Regions from separate parts of the Homo sapiens genome. Here region 1 is linked to region 2. The links are chromatin loops, found by intact Hi-C in ENCODE. Cell type or tissue: gastrocnemius medialis. All regions are shown on one strand.

Region 1 (2,500 bases), 57 kb after region 2:
CCTCTCCTCACAGAGTAATAATCTTCCTTGGAATGCAGCAGTCTGCAACCAATCAAATCGCTGTGGCATATGCATTGGTCTTGTATGGAAAATGTAATTCTGCTGGAACTTCTCCATCTCTGCCAGTATAAGTGAAATCTTAACTTCTCCACTTTGGAGCACTGATCCCACTCATTTGGAGTTAGTGTTTCCAGGTGGCTATCCTCAAGCTTTGCACTCAAACTTCATACTTAATCATGTTCTCTAAATCTCATTATTTAAGGTTAACATATGTAAAGTGTCCAGCACATTGTAAGTGCTAGAAAAAGACATTATTATTATTTGATTGCCCATCTTACCCCACTTCACTGTAAGCATCTTTAAGGCAGATGACTTGTTCATCACTCTATCCCTAGGAGGCACTTGGTAATTATTTGTGACTGGATAAATGACTTATATCAAGCTTGTCTAGCCTGTGGCCCACAGCCTGCATGCGGCTCAGGACGGCTTTGAATACGGCCCAACACAAATTCATAAACATGAGATTTATTTTTGTGACTTTTTTTTTTTTAGCTCATTAGCTATCATTAGTGTTAGTGTATTTTATGTGTGGCCCAAGACAATTCTTCCTCTTCCAGTGTGGCTCATGGAAGCCAAAAGATTGGACACCCCTGACTTAGATGATATTTCACACAGAGTCCCCCTCACTTTCTACTGTAAATTTGCTAAAAATCACCAGCCACTCCTAAATATTCAAATATATCATTTTCAAATTCCCACATAATTGAGCTGAGTGGCTTAGGAAGCAAATTACATCAGAGATGCAAATAGAAGCTTTAGCATTGCAATATCTCCAAGGACATATTTTTTCTAGCTGGATTCCCAGGCCTGCTGAGGAAGGCCTGAGCCAGGTGGCTCAGACCCAGGCAGGGCAAAAGTACTGGTACTGGGACAGAACGTCCTCCACCTGCTTCCTTTCTCCTACCCTTGTCAGGCTGGGTGCTTGGATCAGTTACACCCAGCGTATGGTAGGGAAGAAGCCAGGTGGCATCTCACAGGTTTATTCAGGGGTGTGTGTAGGAGGTGTAACTTTGAGGCGTGAGCTGTCATGTCCTCCAGGAGGGGCATGCAACAAATGTTTGGAAGAGAGTGAGGGAGAAGGGAACCCACAAACCAGTGCACTCCCTTGGGTCTTATTCATTTATTTAATAATCATTTATTGTGTGTACTATGTTGTAGGCACTAAAGCATGCTGGGAATACAAAGACAAAATAGATGGCTTCACTGCCCTCAAAGGGCTTACAATTCAGTAGAGAGAGAAAAGTCAGTGATTCTCCAGCATCAGTGTTATGTAAGAATAACCTAGGGAATTTTTCCTTTTTAAATTTGTATTAAAACTAACATACATACAGAAAAGTATGCATATCTTATAAAGCTCAAGGTATTTTGCAAAAAATGAACATGCAGTGTAACTTGCAACCCAGGATATTTTGTAAGCACAGATTCTGGGTCCAGTTCCCATAGACTGATTCATCAGTAGGTGATGATGATGATAACGAAGATGATAATAAATATTTTTAAAATTAAAAAAATAACTTTTTCAAAAACAGGGGATTTGATGCAGATGATCATCATGGCTTGGAGAAACAATGAAGGAAGCAAAGTATGCCATCTATGCTGCGGGAGGTAACTCCAGAAGACCCCAGAGAGTGAGCAATGACAGAGTCAGGGGTGGGGGTTTATGGGGGAGTGGTGCTGAGGTGGAAGCTAAAACAGGTTTCAGGGAGGAAATGACCCTTAAACTGAATTTTGAATAATATTGGCCTTTCTTCAGGTGAATAGGGAGGGAAGGTTTAAAAGAATCTACTCAGAACTGAAGGAGCCAAGACTCTGTGGGTGCATTTGAAACAACCTGGCATTTTTGGGAAACTGCCAGGAGTTCCACAAGGCTGAAGAGCAGCCTGAGAAGGGAGAAGGTGAGCAGTAATGGCTGAAAAGTTTATGTAACCAACCAACAGGCTCATTTTACCTGCTGCCCAGATACAGCCGATTTATCAAGACAGGGGAATTGCAAAAGAGAAAGAGTTAATTCATGCAGAGCCAGCTGAACAGGAGACTGGGGTTTTATTACTCAAATCAGTCACCCTGAAAATTCAGAGGCTGTGGTTTTTCAAGGATAGTTTGGCAGTCCAGGGAATGGAGTGCTGCTGATTGGCTGGGGATGCAATCATAGGAGTGTGGAAAATGGTCCTTCTGCATATGTGCTGAGTCTGCCTCTGGGAGGGGCCACAGGATGGGTTGGCAGGTCCACGTGGAGCCACTGGTTGTCAAAAATGCAAAACCCTGAAAAGACATCTCAAAAGGCCAATCTTAGGTTCTACAATAGTAATGTTATCTGCAGGAGTATTTGTGAAAGTTGTAAATCTTGTGACTTCTGGAATAATGACTAGTAATCATTTATGTCTACACTTTAGCAGAATTCAGGCTTCTCTTATCTGCCTAACCTATAAAGATGGTTTAG
Region 2 (2,500 bases):
ATCCGATGACTCAGCAAGTTCCCTTCTAGGAATTTATCCTATTGATATACTCACATGTAGGCAAAATAATATACATGTGTGTACATATATGTGTGTATACCGTATACAAATACACTGAATTTTTAAATAATAGTAAAAGACTGGAAAAACCTAAATATCATTAGGAAATTGAACAAATCAATAACAGCATATCTATATGTTAAAATGCTATATGGCCATTAAAAATGAAGCAATTTAAAATATACTGATATGATCAATTTCAAGATGCGTTATTACGTCAAAAAGCAAAAGGCAGTATTTTTAGAGATGCTTATTAAAATATATAGGGTAGATTGATATAATATCTGGGATTTGTTTTCTAGTATTTTAGCAAAAAAGAGGGAAGAAGGAGAGAGGACCAGAGGGAGGAGGAAGAAGAAAATATAGAGAAAGCATGTGTTGTGAAGCCTTAATGATTGCAGAATCTGCACTGATGGATTAATGGAGGTTCTTTATACTGTTCTCTCTCCTTTACATATGTTTATGAATTTTCTTAATAAAAAGCTGATAAAGCAAGATATAGAATAGTATATGGAGGGTGAATTGTATAGCATATAATTATATTTCAATAAAGCTATTATTTTGTAAAAAGAATGCTATATAGAGTTTGCTACCTTTGGAAAGATAAATGTATCCTACATTACATACAATATAAACAAAGATATATTGTAATACGTACAATAAAAACAAACAAAAAAACCCTAAAAAAAATGGCAGCCTCTACTGAGGTTAACACTGAGAGACAGAAGTGGAAATGGTGACTCACTTCCTTGTGTATCCTTCTAATGTCTTAGAAGTCTGTATTATGTGTTTGTATTATCTATCCAAAAATTTGAATCAGAAAATTTATAACTGATGGGGAAGCATTTCACAGCATCTCAAGAATCACAGCAAAAATGTTTTAGATTTGGTAAACGTGGTGTCCCTCAATGAAATGGCTGCAATCAAAGGTTCTCAAATCAGTGACTCCAGAGAGCAAAGCAAGGACTGAGGGACTTGGTGGCTGCTCTCATGGGAAATGCAACACTGCCAGTCACTGGTGCGGCCACTGGGAGTCTGCACTGACTGGACACCCTCTGGTAGAGCCTTGGCCCCAAGGCGACTGGTGATTCCCTTCACTCATTCAGCCCCACAGAAACATATAAAATAGTTGCTCAAACCAGTGTATAACATGGCTACATTTTCAAATTGGCACTCGCTCTACTCCACCAATCAACAATATTGAAATTGAAATCAAAAGTGAAAAGTAAAGTCAGTTGCTCTCTCCCAAAGGGATTCTGATGCCTGTGAAAAGACCTGCTGACCTGCTGGCTCACTCCAGCAAAAAGCACAAGAAGCCAGCTCTGCGGAAAGTAGGGGAAAGGGCATCTATTGCTCTGTGGGGCAAGGGTTGTTACCAGCTGACCTTTGAGAGCCCATGAGTACAGCCAACTACACACATATTGGTCTTGGGGCTTGTTTCATTACTTGGAAAAATTCCCTTTAAAGGTTAATGTCAAGAAATAAACTCTGTTACATTGAGTCCCATGACTCAAGTGGACTTTGAAAAAACATCTCTGGAATGCTCTTTTCTCTGAGTATCAGCCTCCCATTTAAACTCCGTCTGAACTGAGGGCTTCCAAAAAGGTATATCGCTGATCTGCAGGCCAGTAACATACTCTGTTCAGTGTTATGCAAGGAGAGTATGTTTTTTGTCAACCCAGAACTCAAAGGCAGGGCTAACACCCATGTATCATAAAGACTGCCTCATACACTAACATTCAACTATTCAACTGAGAGGGGGCTCAAGGGGCTTTCTGAGTACCTATAATGTTCTATTTCTTGATCTGGGTGATGGCTATACAGGGTTGCTTGTGTGTGTAAATTAAACTGTAAGCTTATAATTTGAGCCTTCTTCTGTATGTATGTCACCTCTATTAAAAGCTGTATTTATAAAAACTCCATTACAGATCTACTGTGGTTCTTTAATACTCTCCTATGACCTGTTCCATGCCTCAACTCCTCTTTCCTGTCTTTCTAATATACCTCAGTGTGAAGAGTTCTACTTTATACACCTTGTATTTCAGAAAAGGTTCAATTTTTTCCAAACGAATCTTGCAATGCTTCAAAACATGTTAATACAACTTTGTATGTCACCAGCTCCACCCCTTTTTGTGCCTGGGACTCTGGCTGGCCTTGGCTGTAGCAAGCTCTCTGTGCTTTGATAGCCCTGTACAATGCTGCTTGAACTCCATGCCACAAGGCAACACTGTAAAGAAGCTGAAAGCAGAGAGAATATCGAATATTGCAAGTCGAGCATTTTACCTGCAGTTATGTGCAAGGATGCTCAGACCTTTTCCTCACATTTCAGTGGACACATGGCAATAATGATGGTTAGAGAGACTATGACATGGGTTGTAATTGTATCCTGTTTCCACAGGTGAATGGTTTATCATTCATTATCATCCAGTGCCTTCTTAAA

Evidence for each region. A loop is a pair of places that touch in the nucleus more often than their neighbours do. Peaks named below come from ENCODE experiments on the same cell type or tissue, not always from the same donor. Only the 100,000 strongest peaks of a DNase experiment are listed, where the experiment ranks them.
Region 1: a loop joins it to region 2, with 12 times the contacts of the local background. A loop is called at or near these places in 18 of 110 quality-filtered maps.

What each region holds. Positions count from the first base shown.
Region 1 is chr10:89,647,334-89,649,833 of GRCh38, forward strand. It overlaps PANK1-AS1 (PANK1 antisense RNA 1), which reads left to right. Exons shown (of 5, transcript NR_184344.1): 2 at 1,590-1,665; 3 at 1,814-1,955. Among named protein-coding and RNA genes, the nearest start is that of PANK1, 3.3 kb to the left of the region's middle. In gastrocnemius medialis, no CTCF peak of the experiment used is centred here; a DNase peak (open chromatin) is centred at 968; H3K27ac peaks cover 2,500 bases.
Region 2 is chr10:89,590,516-89,593,015 of GRCh38, forward strand. The region is part of intron 5 of PANK1 (pantothenate kinase 1); the gene reads right to left. MIR107 (microRNA 107) reads right to left here and starts at 2,312; the gene lies at 2,232-2,312. In gastrocnemius medialis, a CTCF peak has its summit at 1,068; DNase peaks (open chromatin) are centred at 1,086 and 1,386; H3K27ac peaks cover 2,500 bases.